Linked DNA regions of Homo sapiens: regions 1 and 3 are each linked to region 2. A link is a contact called in ENCODE Hi-C data. All regions are on one chromosome and are shown on one strand. The core of a region is the stretch at or near the end of the contact, and the rest is flanking DNA. Distances in the headings are between cores, read along the strand shown. Region 1 holds the start of MAML2 (mastermind like transcriptional coactivator 2). Region 2 holds the start of MRE11 (MRE11 double strand break repair nuclease). Region 3 holds the start of MTMR2 (myotubularin related protein 2).

Evidence for each region. A loop is a pair of places that touch in the nucleus more often than their neighbours do. Pooled maps may share reads with other maps.
Region 1: a pooled map shows a loop between it and region 2 (2.6-fold over the local background). The contact joins the promoter of MAML2 here to the promoter of MRE11 in region 2. A Hi-C loop is called at or near these places in 4 of 50 pooled maps.
Region 3: a map of naive thymus-derived CD4-positive, alpha-beta T cell shows a loop between it and region 2 (4-fold over the local background). The contact joins the promoter of MTMR2 here to the promoter of MRE11 in region 2. A Hi-C loop is called at or near these places in 2 of 168 maps with a recorded cell type or tissue (naive thymus-derived CD4-positive, alpha-beta T cell and transverse colon) and 8 of 50 pooled maps.

What each region holds. Positions count from the first base shown.
Region 1 is chr11:96,341,649-96,346,167 of GRCh38, reverse strand. MAML2 (mastermind like transcriptional coactivator 2) reads left to right here and starts at 2,973. Exons shown (of 5, transcript NM_032427.4): 1 at 2,973-4,519. The coding sequence starts at 4,273. RefSeq lists silencers at 2,790-2,979, 4,097-4,356.
Region 2 is chr11:94,492,594-94,496,653 of GRCh38, reverse strand. It overlaps MRE11 (MRE11 double strand break repair nuclease), which reads left to right and starts at 2,810. Exons shown (of 20, transcript NM_005591.4): 1 at 2,810-2,863; 2 at 3,748-3,872. The coding sequence starts at 3,853. ANKRD49 (ankyrin repeat domain 49) reads right to left here and starts at 2,670. Exons shown (of 3, transcript NM_017704.3): 1 at 2,619-2,670; 2 at 1-50. RefSeq lists an enhancer at 2,371-2,460.
Region 3 is chr11:95,921,562-95,925,770 of GRCh38, reverse strand. MTMR2 (myotubularin related protein 2) reads left to right here and starts at 1,664. Exons shown (of 15, transcript NM_016156.6): 1 at 1,664-1,896. The coding sequence starts at 1,817. RefSeq lists enhancers at 1,447-1,576, 1,637-1,686.

The DNA.
Region 1 (4,519 bases), core at 1,724-4,223, 1.8 Mb before region 2:
TAATAAATGGTGCCAGGAAAACTGGCTAGCCATATGTAGAAAGCTGAAACTGGATCCCTTCCTTACACCTTATACAAAAATTAATTCAAGATGGATTAAAGACTTATGTGTTAGACCTAAAACCATAAAAACCCTAGAAGAAAACCTAGGCAATAACATTCAAGACATAGGTGTGGGCAAGGACTTCATGTCTAAAACACCAAAAGCAATGGCAACAAAAGCCAAAATTGACAAATGGGATCTAATTAAACTAAAGAGCTTCTGCACAGCAAAAGAAACTACCATCACAGTGAACAGGCAACCTACAGAATGGGAGAAAATTTTTGCAACCTACCCATCTGACAAAGGGCTAATATCCAGAATCTAAATGAACTCAAACAAATTTACAAGAAAAAAACAAATAACCCCATAAAAAGTGGGCAAAGGATATGAACAGACACTTCTCGAAAGAAGACATTTATGCAGCCAAAAAGCACATGAAAAAATGCTCATCGTCATTGGCCATCAGAGAAACGCAAATCAAAACCACTATGAGATACCATCTCACACCAGTTAGAATGGCAATCATTAAAAAGTCAGGAAACAACAGGTGCTGGAGAGGATGTGGAGAAATAGGAACACTTTTACACTGTTGGTGGGACTGTAAACTAGTTTAACCATTGTGGAAGTCAGTGTGGCGATTCCTCAGGGATCTAGAACTAGAAATACCATTTGACCCAGCCATCCCATTACTGGGTATATACCCAAAGGACTATAAATTATGCTGCTATAGAGACACATGCACTGGTACGTTTATTGCGGCACTATTCACAATAGTAAAGACTTGGAACCAACCCAAATGTCCAACAATGATAGACTGGATTAAGAAAATGTGGCACATATACACCATGGAATACTATGCAGCCATAAAAATTGATGAGTTCATGTCCTTTGTAGGGACATGGATGAAGCTGGAAACCATCATTCTCAGCAAACTATCACAAGGACGAAGAAACAAACACCGCATGTTCTCACTCATAGGTGGGAATTGAACAATGAGATCACATGGACACAGGAAGGGGAACATCACACTCTGGGGACTGTTGTGGGGTGGGGTGAGGGGGGAGAGATAGCATTAGGAGATATGCCTAATGCTAAATAACGAGTTCATGGGTGCAGCACACCAGCATGGCACATGTATACATATGTAACAAACCTGCACGTTGTGAACATGTACCCTAAAACTTAAAGTATAATAATAATAAAATTTAAAAAAAGAAATAAAAGAAATTATAAAACAAACAAAAAATCTGAGTGTATTTGTCCCCATTTCCAAGCTAACAGGATTGGTGAAAATAAAATGGACTAAAGTAGGCTATCCTATAGGGAACTAAATTGCAAATAAATCCAGTATTGAGATGTTTGCCTTGATTTTGCCTATTTCTATCCATAGCTCAGTTTGAAACGACCATATTCGTGAAATGCCAGAGTTTGTTTAGATTACTGAAGGTATATTATTTGAGACCTCAAATCCAAATGACTTCCAAATTAGGATACCCAGAATATTTTTGGTCCTGACTGTTGCAGTATTATGCTCACCTTAATTTAATCTTCATAATTGAAAATAAGCAGAATCCACAATAAGTTTTTTTTTTTTTTTTGGAGACAGAGACTCACCCTGTTGCCCAGGTTGGAGCGCAGTGGCGTGATCTTAGCTCACTGCGACCTCCGCCTCCTGGGTTCCAGCAATTATCCTGTCTCAGCCTCCCGAGTAGCTGGGATTACAGGCGTATGACACCATGCTCAGCTAATTTTTGTAGTTTTAGCAGAGACGGGGTTTCACCATATTGGCCAGGCTGGTCTTGAACTCTTGAACTCAGGTAATACACCTGCCTTGGCCTCCCAAAGTGCTGGGATTACAGGCGTGAGCCACTGTGCCTGGCCAGGATTGGATATTTTAAAGGTTGGATCACTTGAAAATGGGGGAACAATGATCTGTGTGAGATCTATTTGGTTTCTATTATTAAACTTCTTGAAACTCAGAGCCAGGTGCAGTAGTGGTGAGTACCTGTAGTTCCAGCTACTCAGGAGGCTCAAGTGGGAGGATCACTTGAGCCCAGGAGTTCAACTCCAGCCTGGGCAACATAACAAGACTCCATTAAAAGAAAAAAAAAAAAAAAACTTTTTGAAACTCAGCTGCTACACATTGACTTTCCTCATTGTATATGTGCACCAGGTAGCTAAGGATACTTCAGGTCTTATATTTGGTTTTTCATAGGCAATCATGCATTCCCAAAAAAAAAGCGTTTTTTTCTAGAACTGGTATCGATAATTGTATCATTCTCATAAAATATTTTATTTATCCCAACTGATTTGCCTGTGATCACCCAGACTCACTTATCCAGAGACACACAAATGGGCAGGCAGGTAGACAAACGCTACACCTGCCTGCCCTTTAGGAGCTAACAATGTGATTACCTCTCCTCTCCACGCGCAACCCCTTCCGCCCTCAACACACACATTCATATCTTCCTTATTCTATTAATGAACATTTCCTCGGTGCTCACACAGCTCGTGCTAGGTTGCTCAGTGGTGTCATTTACAATATACTGAAAAATGAAAATGATATCCTCAGCGGGGCGTAATGTAGGGCTGAAAGGGAAAACACATTCCTGGCCCGGAATTTCTTAAACATTTAGAGCTGGTGAAATGGTTGTGTAGAGGTTGGGGAATTTCCCCAGCCTTCCCCGCTTAACCGAGTCTGATGCTGAGCTGAGCCAGGGCAGCTGAGATGCGCAGGGCTTGGGATTTACCTCTTCAGCCACTGGGAGGCCCTCTGCGTTCCCCTTTCCCCGGTGCCTGGCTGCGATTACTCACTCGCGCAGTGGCACCAGCCTTCCACCAGGGAGCCTCGAACGAGCTCTCCCGCCCTCTCCCCGCCCCCCCACCCCCATCTGCAGCTTGCTGGCTCTCTCTTTCTCCTTCTCTGTCTCACTCTCTCTCTTTCTCTCCCTCTCCTATCGGAGCACAATGAAAGCCTGTGTATCGCCGTGACTCCGGGCGCGAGCCAGTGTCAGCAAAGCGGCTAACAACAGACGAGAAAGAGAAAGGAAAATACAAGCTACTTTTTTTTTCCATCTATAAAGCGGAGCAAATACAGGAGATAGAACCAGATTGCTTATTGCGAGTCCAGACCCTCAGATCCACTGGCCGGGGATGGAATGTACAAAAGTGGACAGAAAAGTGGCTGGACATGACTCGGTGCAATTTGCTGGAAGTTTGTAAGTTTGACCATCGTTTGTAAATTACTCTCGGAAGAGTTTGTCTCTCTTGATACTGTATTAGAATAGAGCCGGGGGTGAGGAATAGAAACGTAAGCGGGAAAGAAAAAAATGTGTTGAAGGATCTCTCTCAGTGGCTAGCGACTTAAGATTGCTTTTCATTTAAGGCTAGGAAACCTTAGAGGGAGTGAGGATTTTACCGGTGATTGGATTAGCTGAAGAAAAAAGCATGGTCCAAAAGTCCAATTACTGACATTGTTAACAGTTGAAAAGCTGTCTCCCTCTTTTGGGAGAAGACAACATCCTACAGTACCCCAAAGAGGAGAAAACACCGGAGCGAAAGGAAAGGGAGGAAAAATTAAAAGCCAAAAGACAGTCTCCCTTGATTTTTGCACATTTTGAACAGTGACTTAAACATCTTCTGAAACAGCACTGTTTTGTTTTGTTTTGGTTTTTTATTTAACCTGAGGAAAAGTCAAGGCTGCTGGTTACATAGACATGGTAGAAATGTGTTTCTCTGCAGAAACATCCCCATAAAGAATTGTCGGAAACAACTAGGTGAGGGGGAGTCCTCTCTATTAATACCTCTCTCAATACCTTTTGCTGTGTGTTTCTGTCTCTTGCTGGACAATCCCTGAATTCTTGATCTAACCCCCAGATCGTGTGTTTACAAAGTACCTAGTGGCTCTTGTCAGCTTGGTGGAGGAAAAAAAATCCACCAACTCTGTCCAACTTCTCCAGAGCTGTCAAATGCAATTAGAGTAAGTTAATCAGGGTTTGTTTCCAACTTATCCTCCCCCCAGTTGGTTTCTATTCTTTCTCCCCACCCTCTTTTTACTAACTCCCCTCCCCCACAACTTCTCCACGGCTCCCCCACAACCTCTGAAGACCTCTATTCATGTGGCCCTGAACACTGAGCTCACATTGTCAAAAACAGACTTGCCTGCAATAGCCAGCAGTAGCCTCTTTCCACCTCACCATCCCAGAGGCAGCAATCATTGTGTCCGGTAAGATGGGGGACACAGCGCCCCCGCAGGCCCCCGCAGGAGGGCTAGGGGGGGCCTCTGGGGCGGGGCTCCTTGGAGGGGGCTCAGTCACCCCGAGAGTGCACAGTGCTATCGTGGAGCGCCTCCGGGCTCGGATCGCTGTCTGCCGCCAACACCACCTGAGCTGTGAAGGACGATATGAACGAGGTAGGGCCGAGAGCTCAGACCGGGAAAGAGAAAGCACCTTGCAGCTCCTGAGCCTTGTACAGCATG
Region 2 (4,060 bases), core at 1,561-4,060:
GGATATAAATCTTTCTAGAGATGAATTATGACTGCTTTGTTCATCAAGATCTGAAAACACAAATACAAAAGTTATTAGTAAAACAATAATTCAGGCTTTATCAACTGCATAGATAAGTCTTGCAAACATATACAATTAAACCCTGTCTAAACTCTTGTTTTTCTCATGATATCCCTTACATACACTAAATACTGATGCTGACAGAAAACAACAAACTATGATCTAATAGTGGTCTAATGCTTCTTACTTTTGTTGTTTTCTTCTAAGTCAATTATATTATTATAACTATTATTTTTAATCTACTGGTTTAGGTATGATGGTGTTATGCTAACAGTGATGAATGCTTAAAGGTTTTGAAGTATAACTAATACAATGAAGACAGGTGCATTCAAGATTTTTATAAACTAGACACACAGATAATATAGAGCAGAAATAAAAACTTCTAATTCCTAAAAATACTATTTCGAAGAATCAGGGATTCTTGAAGATGGAATAGCCCCCAAAAGGACATCTGTTCCAATCTGTCATCGGTACATATATCTTTATCACAGCATCTACACTAATTATCCTATTTCTACTTTGATAATTTCAGGCCTAGGAAAATTCACTGCTTTAAAAAGTAGTCCTGTTTATTGATAGGCAACTATAGTTCTTAGTTGGGTCCTTGTTTTCAACTGAATTTTGGCTGTCATTCATTCCTTCATTCAACTAATATGAATAGAATGTCTGGTATGTGCCAACTTCTGGGTACTGGGATTCAATAATGAGCAAGATCCATGTCTTCACCTCAGGAAGCTTACTCTAGTGTAGGTGACTGGCAAAGACATCATGTGTCTGGCAAAGACAACATGATAAGTACTACTACAAGACCTTGTCTAGAAACCATGAGTATACAGGAGGTTCATAATTCCCCTAGTCCTAAGGGATTAAAGAAGGCTTCCTGAAGGAACTGATGTTTATTCTGCTAAGCTGCCATATTAATTTTTAAACCAATATCAGCTTAAAGGGTTACACAACATATAAACCTTAATCAATTAAAGAAAAGGAGAATAACCAATAGATAATTTACAAATACGAATTCCCAGCCTCTCAACTCTATTTGTTGAAATATAATCAGTCTTTCAAGGCTCTTCTCTGATGTTATCTCTTTCATTCTTTCTTGATCCTCTCATTTAGATCGCTTTCTGCTTTCTACTTTTTTTGGTGCTACATTTCACCTCTAACTTTGTTCTTGTTTTAGCCCCTTAAAAGATTATAAGCTGAAAGATAAGGACCACATTTAACTTATATTTATCTCCTACTTGTCTATAGAAGGCATTAAGAAGTATGTGTAGCATTACATTTAATTAAAGTCTTGTCACTTGATTTTGCCTGGAATGGATTCTGAGAAGTTCCAGAGTTAGGCATAACCCCAAGATACTGATTTCTTGATACCTAATCTCACAAGTTTAACAGTATACAATCTTAATGTGGTATTAAACTTTATTACTAGTGGCAATAGCACTAAACTCAAGTTTAAATGTATTACTCATGTCCAGTAACTTTTCTGGTCCTGTTACTTTATTGTAAAATGTAAGAATTTTACTAAAGTATTCCTAAGGCCAATCCGGCTTTTCAGTCACCCAATCAGAGACACCCTTGGAATCAGAGATATCCAATCAGAATTGCTCTGTGTTTTATTAATTCTCCTGGAGCTTCCACTTTTTCTTTGATTCTCAAACTAATTCCTGAACCTTGCAACACAAAAATGACCATACATCAATTCATTAAACACTTAACAGATGCTAATAAATAAAAGTTCACTTGTAATTATATCAAATATAGTAACCTTATACCACAGATCTTACCCTCTCCCCCAACATGCTTTTCCTTTCAATAAAAACTCCCTTTATATAAATTTTGAGTTTACAGATCCAGATACAAAAAATTATGTACAAAATTTTACTGGTATATTTAGTTTAAAAAGCCAAGCCTAGGCGCATCTACCCGACTTACAGTTAAGAAACAAAACTGATGACTTGATGATGATATTCCTGATATTCCATCAGGAATGTCAGGGTATGTTTCCTAACTTAAAGGGCATATCCTATTTTGAGAGAGATCCGAACTATGTCAACTCCTTACAAACAACTCAGTGATAGGCGGGGCTATAAACCTTACTGGTGAAGGAGGTTCAGATAGATTAAAACAACTTGCCCTAGATCAAGGACCCTTCAATGGAACTGAAAGGGCAGACGTTCTAATTCAAAAGTTCTACATTATTTTTCGCTGCACTATACATCTTACTGCTCTCAGCACAAAGCAGTGCAGATGTGCTGAACTCAAGGACCTAGGGGCGACACCTGTAGAGGGTCTGGCGACTGGGAGGGAGGGAGAGGGGATCCAGCTCCGGCACTCTGCCACCAGCCGGGAGCTCACAGGCCCGTGAGCTCCGCCTGCGGCCTTCCAAACAGCCAAGAGCGGAGAAGCGGCTTCGGTCCTACCTGGGGACCACGAAGCGGCCTGACCTGCAGGGCTCGGCCTGTGTCCACAGGCTACCCACCCCCACGGGCTCAGGAGTTCTTAGATGGCGCCGGTCCATCAAAAAGCGAGGTCCGGGACAGGGAATAACAACCCACCTGACAGAAGGGAAAATCGCCGCCTTGCATCTCACTTCCGGGTTCGTCTCCTAGCCTGCTCAGGATTGGCTCCTGCGTGAGGGCGGGGCCTCGCCGCTACTTTCCCCGCCCCCTCACTGCGTGCGGTAGCCAATGAGAGCCGAACTGGACTTGAAGCATCTACGTTATCCATGAAGTGTCGCGAGAGAAACGGACGCCGTTCTCTCCCGCGGAATTCAGGTTTACGGCCCTGCGGGTTCTCAGAGGCAAGTTCAGACCGTGTTGTTTTCTTTTCACGGATCCTGCCCTTTCTTCCCGAAAAGAAGACAGCCTTGGGTCGCGATTGTGGGGCTTCGAAGAGTCCAGCAGTGGGGTAATTTAGGAATCGCATTCGTCTCCTGTTTCTGCAGGTTCCCAGGCGGAAGCCCAGAGTTAACTGGAACCTCGGGAAGAGCGGGCCGAGTGGGCAGGGGAGGGGTCCTGGCGGGCTCAGCGTTCTGATTCCGAGGTTCCCTGCGGTGAGGGCGTGTTGAGGCTTGGAATCCCGACGGAATCTGGAGCTCCAGATGTGGTGGGGGTTGTCTCGCGGTGGCAGCCACTCTTCCCCAAACCTGGCTATTTTCAGTCATCCTGCTGGTGCTTAAAGGTGTTCCTCCGCAGACCACGTGTTTGTTTATTTACACTCGCTTTAAACGCGGGCCCGTTCCCTTTTCCAAACTAGCCAGGTCCTTTAAAAAAAATCGTGGGGTTTGAATAGGAAATACAGGATTGCCTCTGTTCTCCAGAGTAACCTATGCGTGCAACTTAAAAATATCTGCACATCTAGAGTTGTTTGTGTGTTGAACCAGAACCGTATGTGACCCTTTCTGCCCATTTATTTAGCATACATTAATTTCCCATAAGAGCACGGGAAAGGAAAATAGGAGTTTAATCATCTTGGTGAAACTAGGAAACAGGATGTACACTGGAGATATATTATTTTCTATGCTCAGTTCATTAAAAAAAAGTATAGTGGGTGCTTAGATGAAAATGAGACTTCTAAATTTGCCAGTCTAATTAAGACGTCTGTACCTTGTGCAGCGTAAATCATGTTGGTTAAATACGTGCAGGCTTTTAAAAAATGTGTTTTATGATGTAATTTTGTTTTTAGAATTTCTAGAATTTGGAATCGAGTGCATTTTCTGACATTTGAGTACAGTACCCAGGGGTTCTTGGAGAAGAACCTGGTCCCAGAGGAGCTTGACTGACCATAAAAATGAGTACTGCAGATGCACTGTAAGCACCTGACTTCTGGAATCCCTTGTTATTTGGGGTTTCTAAAGCTCGTCAACTGTGATCACAGTAAAAGAAAACTTATTTAATAAGCAGTAAATAAGGAACCTGTTTATGAACAGAAATATTAGTCATCAAAAAGGGTATTTGGAATGTTTTAAATATTTATCTGTTTGTTAACTGGAAGCTAA
Region 3 (4,209 bases), core at 415-2,914, 1.4 Mb before region 2:
TGGTGAGGTCCCAAGTTAACCATGTTTTTTCATTTTCTTAGAGTTCATTAATTAATTAGAGTTCACTAATTAATTTCCAGCTGATATTCTTTGCTTGTGTTTTCACTCTGAGAAGTTACCATTTTACCAGTCAGGTTAGAAGTCAAGCAGTAAGTTCAGTGGAAAAACAAGTAATAATAAATCTACTTAGTGAGACCGTACTGTGCAACCGACTCTGCACAGAGAAAAACAACCTATTACGTAGATATTTTTATTCCCATTTTATTCCCATTTTAGAGATGTGAAACAACTTAACCACAGCACAGAGCAAGTGTAGAGACAGAACCGGGATTCCGATGAAGATCTGTCTGGTTCCAAAGTCTCTACACTTTTACTACACTGTTCTTTATTAATCACTAGATAGAACCATACACATATTGTTACATCAGGCAGAAGGTTTCGAGGGTTCTATTAACAAAGTGCTACGAATGAACTGGGTGGAAGAAAGTACATAGGTCTCCCATTCAAGGGTTCATCAGCCTTCACTAAGGAAATTTAAGTCAAAGTAGCTGACAGTGAGTCAGCATTTTGGAAGGCAGGTAGAGATGGTGAAGAAATAAGGAAATTCTTCTATGAGTCATGATAGATATTTAAGCTTGTTAAAAAATGTTTTTGACTACCTACTCCCTTTGCCTACAGAGTCCAGTTAAGGTATCTTAAAAATTATGGAAATAAAAACAATCGGTCGCTGTCTGTCCTCGCCAAACTCAAAAAAGGCTAAGCCTTTTGTGCTTAAACACATACTCATCAGTAACTATTCTACCTTACACTGAACATAACTAAGCTAGGTTGTTCTTCTTGGGAATGTACTTGCAAGTTAATACTGCACTGCAACTATAAGGTTTTTTAAAAGACATCAGTTGTACATTATAAATTAAATCTAGTTTAAATCAATATAATTCAATTTATCCTAGCAAGGAAGTTTTTTAAGGATGGTCTGATTTTTTTTTTACAGGAATAATCTTTGCATAATTTTACACCCCATACATGAGATGATTAGGATTCAATCTCAATCAGAAAAATCCCTTTATGGTGTCCTTATGGCTTTCCTGTATCCTAACAGAAAAATCCTAGCAGAAGCATTTCCCCTTTACCCAGTTCCTGTTCTCTTATCACAGTTCTATTCCTCCACACTCCCTTCCTGCTAGGCACGGGAATTTGAAAGGGCAGGGAAAAATCGGTGAAAGTTTGTCTTCTACTTGGGTAATCCAACACCACCGCATCCAGTAGTATATAATTCTTTTTGCATGTATATCAGATCCTCCCCAATCCCTCTCCCATACCTCTTTCTCACTTTTCTCTCATTATCCGGTCCTCTTGTTTTCCTTGACCCCCACATTCCTGTCTAAATCATCCTCCTGGCCTCAGGTCCTTATCGCCTTCCTGAGACCCTCATGTTTAGTGTTCCCTCATTCCTCTTACACCTAGGATTTCTCCTCCTTCCATAAGGGTCTGGTCCTTCATCCCTCCCGCTTCACCAGACCCCCTCACCCTGGGAGCCGCCACCTCCCTTTCCCCAAGACCAGATGTCGCGCGGCCGGACACAGCCAGCACGGAGAGTCGATGCCGGCGTCTGAGCTGCGCAGTGGGGTCTTCCCGCTGCCCAGCAGCCTACAGGCGCGGTGCACTCTGGGGGAACATGGCCGCTTCCGGTCTCCCTCCCGGGCCGGCGCTGGCCTGACTGCGGCCCCGGTCCGTAGCACTCCGCCCTCCGCTTCTCCCGCCCTGTAGCCGCGAAGACTGCTTCAGCCTTTCCCTGTGCTGCCCCTGCCGCGCGATGGAGAAGAGCTCGAGCTGCGAGAGTCTTGGCTCCCAGCCGGCGGCGGCTCGGCCGCCCAGCGTGGACTCCTTGTCCAGGTAACCAGGACGCCCAGGGCCCCGCCCAGCGTCCGAAGGGGATGGAGAGGGGCCGGGGACCTGCTGGATTGTTGCCCCAATTCGCGGATTCTGGTTTCTGAAGGCTACGCCGGAATTCCTTCCCCGGGACTTGGGAACCACTTCTGCCTCCCTCCCTGGGGCGTGGAGGCTGAGGAAAAGGAGGTTAAAACTCGCTGCTTCTTTATCGATTCCTCTACCTTTCATATTCCGATCTCGTTTTCTCCCCGATGGAGGTGGTCCCAGTTAATTACTTTCTCCTGTCTTTCATTCCCTCTCAAACCTTTTTTAAGACAGTTCCCCCCGCCCCCATTCTTTTCCCCACATTTCCTGTCTTTCTCTGTCACTTTTTCCAAAACCATCCTAAAGTCAGTCTTTCCTCCTCCACCCCTTCTTATGTCTTTGGTTTTTGGGTTCTTGCCCAGCCCTTTTCTCTCTTTTCATGGCTTCACCTTCTTAATTTCTTTCATGCTTTTCTCTACACTCTGATTTTCTTCTCGCCTCCCTTTTTGCTTAAATATGTAAATAAAAATGTCTCCTGTGCTTCTCTTTTCTAAATCTTCCAGCTGAAAGTCAGTATCAAGGAATCTGAGTGGTTTTTATCCCCAGTGATAGGTTTAAGAAAACAAAATGAGTGGTAGTTTTCTTCCTTCTTGGGCTACTGGTTCTCCACGTTGTCATTTCTCTTGTAACAGATGGGAATTTTATCCTGGAATTTTGAGGAGGACTTTATGCAGCTTTGCAGAGAGCTTTTATGAATATTAACTAGACGCGTTTTGGATGCAGTCTTTTTCTTTGATTTTAAAATAATGATTTAAAAATTTTTTAAAAAATAATATAAGACCTGTATTTGCTTTTTATGCAGCCACGATGAAATCTGGTTCTTTTCCACTGAATAATAGTCTAATTGTTATTAGAGAGTGATTCGATAACTGCTGTGTGAAAACACACAATTTTCATTTTCTCCTTCAATCAGTTGAAGTGGCTCTATTATAATTCATTTTGGATTCTGCTAAATATGGGTAGTTATTGCCTTTTTTCCTGTTGATGTTCAGCACCTCACTGGGGAACCACTGTCTGATCCCGTCATTCTACATTGCCATATGCACTCATAGCTCCCTGCACAGTCGTTTTTCAGAGTCTTTAATAAGCACACTATAATTGTTGGCTTAAAGTGCCTTTTCTACCAGGTTATAAGCTATTATACTTGAGGGCAATCTTAATCATCTTCATATCTCCAGCACTTAACATAGTCTCAGCATGTGATAGGTGCTCACTAAATGGTTTTTTTTTTTTCGAATTTGTAGCCTGAATTATCCAGGAAAGGAGGATTTTTCTTTGCAGTTTGATTATATATATTGCACGTTTGAATCAAGTATTTTTTGAATTCTGTATTTATTGCTTTGAAATTTGGAAAGCTGAGGATTAACATGTTCAGTTGTGTAATTCATTCAGAAAACAGGTTGGAAAATTCGAATTTTATGGGAAAGTTACAAATGACAACTATGCCTCAGAATAGCATAAGAGGCAACCAGTACTCTCATCCAAGGCAGAGAAGTTAGAACCACATGAAGCAGCACAGTATGTTAGAAAGAAGGAAGTACTGGAAGTTAGGAAGCTCCCATGCTGAAGTCTCTGGCTGAGCTAGCTCTTTGGTCTTTTCATTTAGACTTTCTAGTCTACAGTTTTCTCATCTTTTAAAATAAGAAGCTTGATCTAGAAAATCTGTAAGGTCCCTTGGAACTCTAACATTGTCATTTTTAAAATTTTAATGACAATACTAAGATGAATGCATTGATATTAATTTTAAAGATAATTCCTTTGCAAATAACCTTTGTTTTGGATTTTTGCAATTACACGAAATAAGTGTCCTTTATTATTACAAACTAATATACCTAACGGTGCCACTTGAACATATTTATTTCCTAAAACAGAAAGCCCAGCAAGTATAAAGATTATATATGTATATGAACTTCTCTATAAAAAATTATGTTACTGACAAATTTGAGAAAATTAAGTACTCCTCGAGAGAATTGTGATATAGTAGATTAGCCTAATCCTCTCTGGACAAAAATATAAGTATGATTCCTATTTTCCATAAGAGAATGCCAGCTTTCATTACTCTCCTCTGGAAGGTAGAAAAGTAACATTTACTTAATGTCTACTGTATGGAAGTTTCCCTGCTAAATTCTATGTATCTTTTATTTCATTAATCATCATACCTGTTTGTGGCACTCTCCTTAATCAACAGTATGTAATAGATACATTATAGACACTAGTTAGAAAGCTTAATTT